Linked DNA regions of Homo sapiens: region 2 is linked to region 1. Evidence: chromatin contacts called from ENCODE Hi-C data. All regions are on one chromosome and are shown on one strand. Each heading gives the region's core, a stretch centred on a gene start or an enhancer-like site at or near the end of the contact. The rest is flanking DNA. Distances are from core to core; before and after follow the strand shown. Region 1 holds the start of WDR11 (WD repeat domain 11). Region 2 holds the start of EDRF1-DT (EDRF1 divergent transcript).

Region 1 (6,821 bases), core at 607-3,106:
TTTTATTAGGCCCCAGTCTCATTTGACACCAGACCAACTTAGACTGTGCCCCAAAAAACTTGTCATCCCTATCTTTTGTAGTCATACTCCTATTCACCATTCTCAACTACTCATACATGCCCTGCTCTTGTTTACACTGCCGGTTTACACTGTTTCTCCAAGCCATCACAGCTGATATCTCCTGGTGCTATCCCCAAACTGCCACTCTAAACTCTTGAAGTAAATAAATAATCTTTGCTGGCAGGACTATGCTGAATCTCCTTAGGCACTCTCTAATCAGATGTCCTATGTCCTCCCAATTCTTAGACCTTTTATACCTGTTTTTCTCCTTCTCTTATTCCATTTAGTTTCTCAATTCATCCAAAACCGTATCCAGGCCGTCACCAATCATTCTATACGACAAATGTTTCTTCTTACATCCCCACAATATCACCCCTTACCACAAGACCTCCCTTCAGCTTAATCTCTCCCACTGTAGGTTCCCACGCCACCCCTAATCCCACTTGAAGCAGCCCTGAGAAACATCACCCATTCTCTCTCCATACCACCCCCCAAAAATTTTCGCCGCCTCAACACTTCAACACTATTTTGTTTTGTCTTATTAATATAAGAAGGCAGGAATGTCACGCCTCTGAGCCCAGGCCAGGCCATCGCATCCCGTGACTTGCATGTATACATCCAGATGGCCTAAAGTAACTGAAGATCCACAAAAGAAGTACAAACAGCCTTAACTGATGACATTCAACCACTGTGATTTGTTCCTGCCCCACCCTAACTGATCAATGTACTTTGTAATCTCCCCCACCCTTAAGAAGGTTCTTTGTAATTCTCCCCACCCTTGAGAATGTACTTTGTGAGATCCACCCCTGCCCACCAGAGAACAACCCCCTTTGACTAATTTTCCATTACCTTCCCAAATCCTATAAAACAGCCCCACCCCTATCTCCCTTCGCTGACTCTTTTCGGACTTAGCCCACCTGCACCCATGTGAAATAAACAGCTTTATTGCTCACATAAAGCCTGTTTGGTGGTCTCTTCACACGGACGCGCATGAAACTAACAATGTATTGGGGAGAGAAACACACATCTGCAAATATCATTGCTGAAAAGAAATCATTGCATTAAGTGCTATAGTTAAAGCGTATAAACCCAACACTGAACACAAAGGAGGGAAGGACTGGGTCTGACCTGGAGAGCAGCAGAGGAGAAAGTGCGAAATGAAAGGTACCCAGCAACAGACAAAGGGTCACACTTGGCCCCAGACATAGTGCTTCTTCCTCAAGTGCGAAGGGAGTATTGCAAACACCAGATATGCAGTGTTATCTGTATTTGGAAATTGTTTATATTCAGGCCATTCACTTCATTCAGTCTGGCAATTTCATTCAATTAATCTCATTCATTTCTTAATTAATCTCATTCATTATTCTCTGTAAACTCCACGAGAGCGGAGACTTTGTGTCTTCTTCATCGGTAGATCCCCCATGCCTACTGGCACTAGTAGTTGCCCTAAATTCACTTATCAAAGGCAGCAAGAATAACTGGGACTCTTCTCTCTTGCTTTTCACGATTTCCAGCAGGGCACAAAGGCCTACAGTCCCCACCTGAAAAAAACAGACTTGACTGGAGGCAGCGCCTCTTCTTCCAAATACAGCCCCAGCTGACGCAGATTAGCACAACCGCCTAAGCGGCGGAACTCTGGAGAGTGCGGAACCTAGGATCCTAGGAAACTGAAGGCAACGGAACCTGGGGGCGATGGAATCCGGGAGCGGTGGAACCCGGAGCCTGTAGAACTTGAATCTAGAGGAACCTGACAGCGGCGCCGAGGGGGCCACCCGGACTCTGTTTGGAACGGAAGCACAGTGTCCGCCGCTTCCTGGTTGCGGGTCAGCGCCCAGGTCCTGGGCTGGCCGCCGGGATGTTGCCCTACACAGTGAACTTCAAGGTGTCGGCGCGCACCCTCACGGGGGCCCTCAACGCCCACAACAAGGCGGCGGTGGACTGGTGAGGACGCCGAGCTTCCAGGTCGCCAGGATCGGCCAGGAATGTGTGAGGGGGAAGGGGGAAGGACAAGAGGTTTCACCCCCTGGTTAGTTTGGCCTCGCTAAGGCAGGGAGCCGCCCTCACGCAATGAGCTTGCTTTCAGTTGGTGGATTTTTGTTGTTACAAAAGTGATAATAGCCCCGTGTGGGAAATTCCCCCATGCAAATACATTTCCCCTCTTTCTCGCGTATTTCTCTGCTGTTTTCTCTGCACCTCGCCCTTTTGCCGTTCCATTCCTCTCTCTTTTCCTCTCCTCCAGCTTCCAGGCTTCTCTCTCTCCACCATTAATTCCCTGTGCACTTTCTCTTTCCCATCCTGTCTTTTCTTTTTCGTTGTCTTGTATTCCTGTTGTCTTTCAACAATGTGCCAGACCCTGTGCTAGGCGCCTGTTCTTTCACCTGTCCTTTTCACCTCTTTTCGGGCTCCTCCTGTGTAGAACATTCCTGCCTTCAACAGGTCGTCTTTATTACTCTCTCCTTTCACTATAAATTACTACTGCAGCTCTGAAAACTACTCATTAGACAAATGTAAAGCAAAATTCTGTGGCTGTGGGATGTTGTTAGGAGGACTGAAACGTCTTGTGCAGTGTTTGTCGTTTTATTTAGTTGGAAGGACTAGGATTAGTCGCAGTATCCCCAGGCACATTGTGGATACTAAGGATTAGAAATCGGATAAGCGAAAGACGTATGCCTACAAGAACAGTCAGAGGGCACAAGTTCCTTTTTATGTCCTCGGGTCTCTATTTTCATATCTTTTAGAACTTTTTTTATCCGAATGAAAAGTGAATTTCAACAAGCATTTTAAGCTTAGCCAGATCTTTTATTTAAGTGGGATAATGATAAATACTGGCCTTTGGGTTTAAATGATTTTATTAATGGTGGTACATATGAATTAGACTTATCATTTATTTAGGCTTGGCAAGAAAGAAGTCGTCCTGCTTTGTTCTGTACTTAAACTTTAACATTACTGTTTTGCTAGGGGCTGGCAAGGTTTAATTGCTTATGGATGTCATTCACTTGTGGTAGTGATTGATTCCATTACTGCCCAAACTCTTCAAGTTTTAGAAAAGCATAAAGCTGATGTTGTAAAGGTAAGTAAAATCCCACTTTGACGCTAACATGTTGTCTAGTCTAAAGTTTAATACTGTGTATCACTAAGCTCTCATTAAGTCTTACGTGTAAGTGTTGAATAGCTTTTAAATATAACAACCTATTTGGGGTAGCCTAGAATTTTCATATATATGACTTAATGTCAATACAGGGTGAGTTATTAAATGCTAGTTGTTAGATCATTTTAAGGCAGATGAAAGTTCTACCATTTACAAGACCACTCAGTCATTCCTTAGTTTTGAGCACTTACCATATGCTATGGATATGGAGATGAAAGCCCTCAGATAATTCTCCATCTTATAAGGAAGACTCACAGCGTGATAGTGTGATAAGTGAGACTTGCGTAACACGCTGTGAGAAAACAGAGGAGCTGCATATTGCCTGGTTGTGAGGAGAGTCACAGAAGTCTACAGTTTCAAGACTAGTAGACAGTAGTTAGCCAAGTAAAAAATTGACAAGGAGCATTGCAGGGAAAAGCAAGAATATACACAGAAGTAAGTAGCGTGCCATAAAGATGGCTAAAGATGGGACACTTGTAGGAGTGATGAAATAAGAGGCAGCCAGAGAGATTCAGCTGTCTGTCCTGAAGTTTTGTAAGATTACGAAGGAGTTTGGATTTTTTTTTTTTTTAGACAGAATCTCACTCTGTCGCCCAGGCTGGAGTGCAGTGGCATGATCTCGGCTCACTGTAAGCTCCACATCCTGGGTTCACGCCATTCTCCTGCCTCAGCCTCCTGAGTAGCTGGGACTACAGGCACCCACCACCATGCCCAGCTAATTTTTTGTATTTTTAGTAGAGACCGGGTTTCACCATGTTAGCCAGGATGGTCTCGAGCTCCTGACCTCGTGATCCACCCGCCTTGGCCTCCCAAAGTGCTGGGATTACAGGTGTGAGTCACCGCGCCCAGCAGGAATTTGGATTTTTGAGTAGGAGATTGATGTGACCATATTCGCGTCTTAGAAAAACTCTGGCAGCAGTGGAGGATCTGCTGAAGAAATGCAAGACTGGAGGCAGTAAGATCATTTAGGAGATTTCTGCAGTAATTTTGGTGGGAAATTCTAAGGGCCTAAAATAAAGCTGGGGCATGGAGAAGTCATGTTTAAGAGCAGCAAAGAGGTAAACCTGATAGCCTTTATAGTGATCAGTATAAAGGAGAGTAAGAGAATAGAGTGACTCCAAGGTTTCTTTTGGTGTAATTGAATGACAGTGTTTCCAGTTATCAGAGGTAAGCATCTGTGAAGTCAGTGAATTTTTAAGTTTTCAACATGCAAAATCTGAGATGCCTGTAATATATTGCATTATAGTGATCCGGGCTTTAGGAGATAGGTCAGGATTAGAGATAGAGATTTGGAGTCTTTTTCTTTTTTAAATAATAGCTTTATTGAGATACTCATACCATAAAATGTACTGACTTAAAATGCACAATTCTGTGGCTTTTAGTATATCCACAGTTAATGCAGCCACAATTACAATGAACTTTTTTACCTCAAAAAGAAACCCTATATCCACTAGCAGTCATATTCCATTTCCCCCATTTCCCTCATCCTTTGGCAACCACTGACCTACTTTCTGTGTCTGTAGACTGGCCCATTCTGGGGATTTTATATAAATTGAATCATATAATTTGTGGTCTTTTGTGCATGACTTCTTTCACTTAGGATAATGTTTTCATGGTTCATCTGCGTTGTAGCATATATCAATACTCTGTTACTGATGAATAATATTCCACTGTAAGGATGTATCACATTTATTTTATTGATGGACATTTGGATATTTTGTACTTTTTGCCTGTTACGAATAATGCTGCTTTGCACATTCATGTGCAAGTTTTGTGTGAACCTGTGTTTTCATTTCCCTTGAGTATGTTTCTAGGGGTGGAATTACTGACTCATATGGTAACTCTGTTTAACTTTTTGAGGAACTGCTGGACTGTTTTCCAAATTAACATTCTCATTAGTAGTGTATGAGGAGTCTAATTTGTCCAAATCCTCACCAACGCTTGCTGTTCTCTGTTCTTTTGATTATAACCATCCTAATGGGTATGAATTGATTCTCATTGTGGCTTTGGTTTGCATTTCCCTGATGGCTAAAGGTGTGGAGTATCTTTTCATGTGCTTATTGGCCATTTGTATATCTTCTTTGGAGAAATGTCTATGCAGGTCCTTTGCCCATTTTAAAATTGTATTATTTATCTTTTTATAATTGAGTCGTAAGATTTCTTTGTATACAGTAGTCCTCCCTTATCCAGAAGGGAAATGTTCCAAGACCCCAGTGGAAGCCTGAAACCCTGGATAGTACTGAACCCTATATATATTGTGCTTTTTCTCATACATACTTACTTATGATAAAGTTTATAAACCAAACCCTGTATATACTGTTTTGTCTCATACATACTTACCTATGATCAAGTTTATAAATTAGGCATAATAAGAGATTAACAACAATAACTAATAATAATAAAGGAGAACAATTATAACAATACATCAGCATTACTACTCTTGCACTTTGGGGGCATTATAAAGTAAAATAAGGGTTACTTGAACATAGCACTGAGATATCACAACAGTTGATCTGATAATCAGTATGGCTACTGAGGGCAGGTGGTGTATACAGCATGGATGTTCTGGACAAAGGGATGATTTATGATTAAGGCAGGATGGAACAGGACAGTGGGAGATTTCATCATGCTATTCAGAAAAGCGCATAATTTATGAATTGTTTATTTTTAGACTTTTTTGTGTCATATGTTTGGATTGATACATGATTTGCAAATATTTTCTCTCAATTTGTGGGTTGTCTTTTTACTTTCTTGGTGGTGTCTTTTGAAGAACAAAACTTTTTCATTTTGATGTAGTCCAATTTATTATTTTGTATTGTTGTTGCTTGTACTTTTTGTGCCATATCCAAGAAACCATTGCTTTCTCCAATATCAAGAAGATATATACCTTTGTTTTTTTCTTAGAATTTTAGAGCTTTAGCTTTTAATCCATTTTGAGTTAATTTTTATATATGATGTGAAATAGGGAAAAATACTATTAATTTTTGTTTATTGATCATATCCTGTAATCTAGCTAACTTCACTTAGTAGATCTATTTAATAGTAATTTTGGGTAAATTTTTTTTAAGTAGACAGTCATGTCACTGCAAGTGACTGCAGTTTAATGTTTTCATTGATAATCTGTGTGTCTTCTATTTTTCTTGCCATGTTGCATTGGCTAGGACCTCTACTACAATGAATGGGAGAGTAGTGAGAGGATACTCTTGTCCTGTTCCTGAGCTTAGGGGGAAAGTATTCAGTCTTTCATCAAGTCTGATGTAAGGTATAGGGTGTTTTGGGAAAAATATATTTACCTTCTCTTTCCCTCTCTGTTTCCTTTCCCCTACACTGCCCCTTGGCATTTCTGGAGCTTTTATTTCTTTATGTAGGTCCAAGTTTCAGTCTGGTATTATATTCCCATCGACTGAAGAATTTACTGTAAGTTCTTAAAGTGCCTGTCTAATATTGGTTGATTCTCTTAGCTTTTATTTCTCTGAGAAAGTATTTCACCTTTGTTTTCGAAAGATAATTTTCAAAGGATATAGAATTCTGGGTTTATAATTTTTTTTTCTAGTAGTACTTTACAAATATCATTCCATTGGCCAGGCATGGTGGCTCACACCTGTAATCCCAA
Region 2 (6,821 bases), core at 2,977-5,476, 4.9 Mb after region 1:
CCATTCTAACTGGTGTGAGATGGTATCTCATTGTGGTTTTGATTTGCATTTCTCTGATGGCCAGTGATGGTGAGCATTTTTTCATGTGTTTTCTGGCTGCATAAATGTCTTCTTTTGAGAAATGTCTGTTCATGTCCTTCGCCCACTTTTTGATGGGGTTGTTTTTTTCTTGTAAATTTGTTTGAGTTCATTGTAGATTCTGGATATTAGTCCTTTGTCAGATGAGTAGGTTGCGAAAATTTTCTCCCATTTTGTAGGTTGCCTGTTCCCTCTGATGGTAGTTTCTTTTGCTGTGCAGAAGCTCTTTAGCTTAATTAGATCCCATTTGTCAATTTTGGCTTTTGCTGCCATTGCTTTTGGTGTTTTAGACATGAAGTCCTTGCCCATGCCTATGTCCTGAATGGTAATGCCTAGGTTTTCTCCTAGGGTTTTTATGGTTTTAGGTCTAACGTTTTAAGTCTTTAATCCATCTTGAATTGATTTTTGTATAAGGTGTAAGGCAGGGATCCAGTTTCAGCTTTCTACATATGGCTAGCCAGTTTTCCCAGCACCATTTATTAAATAGGGAATCCTTTACCCATTGCTTGTTTTTCTCAGGTTTGTCAAAGATCAGATAGCTGTAGATATGCGGCGTTATTTCTGAGGGCTCTGTTCTGTTCCATTGATCTATATCTCTATTTTGGTACCACCATGCTGTTTTGGTTACTGTAACCTTGTAATATAGTTTGAAGTCAGGAAGTGTGATGCCTCCGGCTTTGTTCTTTTGGCTTAGGATTGACTTGGCAATGCGGGCTCTTTTTTGGTTCCATATGAACTTCAAAGTAGTTTTTTCCAATTCTGTGAAGAAAGTCATTGGTAGCTTGATGGGGATGGCATTGAATCTGTAAATTACCTTGGGCAGTATGGCCATTTTCACGATATTGATTCTTCCTACCCATGAGCATGGAATGTTCTTCCATTTCTTTGTATCCTCTTTTATTTCATTGAGCAGTGGTTTGTAGTTCTCCTTGAAGAGGTCCTTCACGTCCCTTGTAAGTTGGATTCCTAGGTATTTTATTCTCTTTGAAGCAATTGTGAATGGGAGTTCACTCATGATTTGGCTCTCTATTTGTCTGTTATTGGTGTACAAGAATGCTTGTGATTTTTGTACATTGATTTTGTATCCTGAGACTTTGCTGAAGTTGCTTATCAGCTTAAGGAGATTTGGGGCTGAGACAATGGGGTTTTCTAGATATACAATCATGTCATCTGCAAACAGGGACAATTTGACTTCCTCTTTTCCTAATTAAATACCCTTTATTTCCTTCTCCTGACTAATTGCCCTGGCCAGAACTTCCAACACTATGTTGAATAGGAGTGGTGAGAGAGGGCATCCCTGTCTTGTGCCAGTTTTCAAAGGGAATGCTTCCAGTTTTTGCCCATTCAGTATGATATTGGCTGTGGGTTTGTCATAGATAGCTCTTATTATTTTGAGATACAGCCCATCAATACCTAATTTATTGAGAGTTTTTAGCATGAAGAGTTGTTGAATTTTGTCAAAGGACTTTTCTGCATCTATTGAGATAATCATGTGGTTTTTGTCTTTGGTTCTGTTTAAATAACTAAAATCAGAGCAGAACAGAAGGAAATAGAGACACAAAAAACCCTTCAAAAAATTAATGAATCCAGGAGCTGGTTTTTTGAAAGGACCAACAAAACTGATAGACTGCTAGCAAGACTAATAAAGAAGAAAAGAGAGAAGAATCAAATAGATGCAATAAAAAATGATAAAGGGGATATCACCACCGATCCCACAGAAATACAAACTACCATCAGAGAATACTACAAACACCTCTATGCAAATAAACTAGAAAATCTAGAAGAAATGGATAAATTCCTCGACACATACACCCTCCCAAGACTAAACTAGGAAGAAGTTGAATCTCTGAATAGACCTATAACAGGCTCTGAAATTGTGGCAATAATCAATAGCTTACCAACCAAAAAGAGTCCAGGACCAGATGGATTCACAGCCGAATTCTACCAGAGGTACAAGGAAGAACTGGTACCATTCCTTCTGAAACTATTCCAATCAATAGAAAAAGAGGGAATCCTCCCAACTCATTTTATGAGGCCAGCATCATCCTGATACCAGAGCCGGGCAGAGGCACAACCAAAAAAGAGAATTTTAGACCAATATCCTTGATGAACATTGATGCAAAAATCCTCAATAAAATACTGGCAAACCGAATCCAGCAGCACATCAAAAAGCTTATCCACCATGATCAAGTGGGCTTCATCCCTGGGATGCAAGGCTAGTTCAATATATGCAAATCAATAAATGTAAAGAATAAATTTTAAATCACTTCATTTTACGGCTCAGAGGTCTGTTTTGTGGACACAGAGACAGAAATGGAGACGTTTTTAAAATTAAGATCATATTGCACATTGGCTTTTTTTTTTTTATACGGAGTCTCGCTCTGCTGCCCAGGCTGGAGTGCAGTGGTGCAATCTCGGCTCACTGCCAGCTCCGTCTCCTGGGTTCACACCATTCTCCCGCCTCAGGCTCCTGAGTAGCTGGGACTACAGGTGCCTGCCACCAAACCTGGCTAATTTTGTTTTTGTATTTTTAGTAGAGACGGGGTTTCACCGTGTTAGCCAGGATGGTCTCGATCTCCTGACCTCGTGATCCACCCGCATCTGCCTCCCAAAGTGCTGGGATTACAGGCGTGAGCCACCGCGCTAGGCTGCATATTGGCTTTTTAAAATTTCACTTATCACTTAACATTATATGATATGCAATTTAAATGTTCTTAAATATTCCTGAAAAACAAGTTTATGGTTGCACAGGGTTTATTTTCTACCAAAACCAAATTTGACTATCCTCCTCCTAGTGTTAGATATTATGTTCAACTTTTCACCATAAAAAACAATGCATAACTTGCAAAAACCAAAAAAGAATTATTGGCTGCAATATTCAAATGAAATGATAAAAATCAAAATCAATACATGTTGAAGTAAATGTCTACAAAATACACTATTATATCAAATTAACTGTTAAATTTAATTCACTATTATTATTTTTTTAAGACAGAGTCTCACTATCGCCCAGGCTGGAGCGCAGTGTTGCCATCTCTGCTCACTGCAACCTCTGCCTCCCAGGTTCAAGCGATTCTCCTGCCTCAGCCTCCCTAGTAGCTGGGATTACAGGCGCCCACCACCACATCTGGCTAATTTTTGTATTTTTAGTAGAGATGGGGTTTCACCCTGTTCGTCAGGCTGGTCTCGATCTCCTGACCTCAGGCAATCTGCCCACCTCGGCCTCCCAAAGTGCAGGGATTAAAGGCGTGAGCCACCGCGCCCGGCCTGTTAAATTTAATTCATAAAATTGTTTTGTTACATTTGAAAGCAATTTGTGAGTTGAATGCTTACTCATCAGGAGCATTCCTGAAAACGGACAGGACAGTGAGTTGTAAGAGCCAAACGTGAATTACAAATTGAGACAGCCAAATTGCAAGAGCCAAGTTAATTTTTAAAAACACTTTCTGTATCTTACGGCACAACAAAACACTTTTACTACAAAACATGTATTGTATAACGGATGTGGCTGCGTTTGACAGTTTGAGATGACACTGAGGAGTGTGAAAGAGAGCCTGGACCTTCAAAGCTTGCAAACGGCCCGGGCTATTTCTCCACCTCTTCGCTACTCAAAGCGCTGGCATCGTTTCCTGGGAACCTGTGAGAAATGCCGAGTCTCGGACCCATCCAGAGCGCCCGAATGGAAACCTAGGCGTTACGAGGCCCCAGGTTCAGCGTCTCACGGGTCCTGCACCACCTGGGACGCCCCGCAAGCAGCGGGCATGCCGGGCCCCCAGAAGACTCCGAAAGCCACCCATTCCCTAAACGGGGAGGGCCTCGTCCGCGCGTCCCAGCGCCCTCCCCGGAAGCCCCGCCGCTCCCACACCCAGGATGGGGCCACATGGGCACTAAAAGGCGGGCAGGAGCGCCCAGTCTCGAGATGGCTGGCTCGCCTTTCCAGTCCGGGCCCTCGGGGTGCCCGTGTGAAAAGATGTGACACTGAAGCCTGGGGAAGAAGTTTGAACCTCTCACTAATTCACGTAACGGGAGCCGCCGGCAGCGCTGACGGCTGCACCTCCCCTCCCACGCGGACACTACCTGCAGGATCGGACGACCCCCAGAACTGTTTGCCAACAAAGACATGCAGGGGGCGGAGCCTGAGCGTCAGATACCGTGAGCGGCGTGCAGAGGGCGGAGCCTAGGAGTCAGATACCGCGAGAAGTAGTCTCCCGAAGAGGTTCGGACAAGCGCAGGCGCACTACAATTCCCGCCCTGGCCGCGAAGGTGGCACCCGCAGCGGGAGGCGGGGCCGGGCCTTCGGGACAAAGATCGCGAGATTTAATGGCGAGTCACAGCTACTTCTTCCTGGCAGAGACCGGAAGTGCGGTCCGCGGAGCGTCTCTGGCGCTTACCCTGCTTTGGGCCTGCGTTGCTGCTGCTGCTCCTCCGCTCCCCCGTCGTATCGCCTGCCCTGGATCGAAGTGATGGGGGATGCCAAGGAGGCCGGAGCCGAGGGTCCGCCGGCCGGGGCCGCCGCTCGAGGAGGGCTCAGCCTCCTGTCCCAGGGAGAATCCGAGGAATCTTCTGCACAGGTGAGTCCTCCGCGGAGGGGGACCTGCCAGGGATGTGGGAGCGGAGGACCCGCTCCACCGGGGAGGGATGCCACGGTTCCCGGCAGATTCTGGAGGCTTCTCCATGTTTCCCTGACACCCCCAAAACAGGGAGTTGAAGTCCATGCTCCAGTCGGCAGGTATTCGTATTAAAAGCAGTTCTGGTAGCCGACAGGTGAATTAGATACGATCTTTCCTCTCAAGGAGGGTACATGTAAATATGTCGTTCCAAAACGTGGCACAGTCGTGCAAAGCAGGAGGGAAGAAACGGTGCCAGGTAGTGACTCGCCGAGAATGAGACCGAACTAATTCACAAAGGGTGTAAAATGTTTGCCATGCAGAAGAGGTACTGCGTGAAAGGTTAGAATATTGAACCCAGACGCCGAACTTGCTTTGGGAGTGTGCAAGTGCAGGCTGTGAGGAACGAACCCCCAATGCCTTTCTATGAAGTTAGAGACTCAAGAGTATTTGAACCATGCATGCATGCATGAACCGATGCATCGATTACTAAATATTTGCATTAAAACAAAAAGCCCAAATGTTCTACCAGACTATTTTATGAATGATGTGTTATTAAAATTAAAATACATCTTTGGCCGGGCGCGGTGGCTCACGCCTGTAATCCTAGCACTTTGGGAGGCCGAGGTGGGTGGATCACCTGAGGTCGGGGAGTTCGAGACCAGCCTGGCCAACATGGCAAAACCCTGTCTCTACTAAAAATACAAAAATTAGCCGGACGTGGTAGTGCACGCCTGTAATTCCAGCTACTAGGGAGGCTGAGGCAGGAGAATGGCGTAAACCCCAGAAGCCGAGGTTGCAGTGAGCCATGATTGCTCCACTGCACCCTAGCCTGGGCGACAAAGCAAGACTGCGTCTCAAAAAAAAAAAAAAAAAGAATTAAAATACATCTTTAATACTGAAAATAGGCTTTACTAAAGTTTGCATCTAGTTAACATGATACCATTGAGTCTCCTTGGTTTCTGCTTCTCCACTTTACATGAATACATTTTAAAAGAGATGTGGGTGGTCCATTTTCTAGCTGATAACCATAACCATCATACTCCTTGACTCATCTTTTTTCTTTGAAGTTGGTGTAAAAGAACTAAGTAAATGTTACCATTTATGCTCAAATTTATTAAGTGCTGTTAGTAACATGTGGCATACGTTCCTTGTGAAGCCTGGTGTGACAGGTTCTTGTTTTCTTTTTATAAAGGTGAGATTTTTCGTTCTTAGTAATTTTCATTAAAGTTTCACCCAATGTGTTAATTAGGGATCAGCTTTATTTCTTGGAGGCAATGAAGTGAAGAGCCGAGCTGTGGTGAAATACTCTTCTGCCCCTCCTCGAACAGCATTTGCACGCCTTGAAGAGAAAACAGACTTGAAACTCCCACCTGCCAACTGGTTACGAGAGAGTGCCAAACTAGGGCCAGCAGGAACTACCATTCTTGGCAACAGCAAGAAAAGCAAGCCATTTTCAAGGTAAATATTAATCAGTGGCATTTTTACCTGCCCCTCCACCCTCACTTAAAACTCTTATTTGCTTTTAAATTCAGTTTGTAATGCCTATTAACTTGTCGAGATTTCTCTTTAGAGAAAGATCACATTTGATTTTCAAAGGCTTTTTATTCTGATAATAGATGATGTTAAAACATGAAGATATACATACAATATCAATTGCATATGCTTCTTTTAAGTCTACGTCATGTTATCAGCAAAGATGAGTTTTGACTGCCAAAGTTCAATCAGCCCTTTCATTTTAGCCAATTTGCATACCTTTTGGATATGTGAATACAAAGGATCAGCTTGGTGCATGAGGAGGAAAACCTTGAACATTCCTTCATCTTTCCTGTGGAGTTTTTCATTAAATGGTGGCAGGTTGATCTGGAAAAGCCAGATTTAAAAACCCAGCATGTTGGGTGACCTACACCTTGACTTTGACACCAGAACTGATGGTGTTCAAAGTTGAGAGAGTAGCCTGAGGTCTTATAGAGAAAAATGTATTAATGTACATACTGTAGGACATTTAATGTGTAGGGTTCTCTTTTCTTCTTCCCCCTTCTCAGCAACTCAATCTAAAATATTTCCATGTAACTTGTAGCAAGAGGCACAAATACACTAATACTTTATGAGCTGGTATTTTGGAAATTATCCTAA

Evidence for each region. A loop is a pair of places that touch in the nucleus more often than their neighbours do. Pooled maps may share reads with other maps.
Region 2: a loop to region 1 is called in a map of CD8-positive, alpha-beta T cell, with 6 times the contacts of the local background. The contact joins the promoter of EDRF1-DT here to the promoter of WDR11 in region 1. A Hi-C loop is called at or near these places in 1 of 168 maps with a recorded cell type or tissue (CD8-positive, alpha-beta T cell), 3 of 37 single-sample maps with no recorded cell type and 8 of 50 pooled maps.

Annotation. Positions count from the first base shown.
Region 1 is chr10:120,849,506-120,856,326 of GRCh38, forward strand. It overlaps WDR11 (WD repeat domain 11), which reads left to right and starts at 1,857. Exons shown (of 29, transcript NM_018117.12): 1 at 1,857-2,001; 2 at 3,019-3,130. The coding sequence starts at 1,916. WDR11-DT (WDR11 divergent transcript) reads right to left here and starts at 1,674. Exons shown (of 3, transcript NR_033850.1): 1 at 1,189-1,674. RefSeq lists enhancers at 1,499-2,043, 1,522-1,641, 1,802-2,271, 2,044-2,587, 2,282-2,341.
Region 2 is chr10:125,715,267-125,722,087 of GRCh38, forward strand. It overlaps EDRF1-DT (EDRF1 divergent transcript), which reads right to left and starts at 4,227. Exons shown (of 5, transcript NR_033847.1): 1 at 4,156-4,227. EDRF1 (erythroid differentiation regulatory factor 1) reads left to right here and starts at 4,443. Exons shown (of 25, transcript NM_001202438.2): 1 at 4,443-4,649; 2 at 5,938-6,146. The coding sequence starts at 4,542. RefSeq lists enhancers at 3,559-3,668, 4,149-4,228, 4,344-5,326.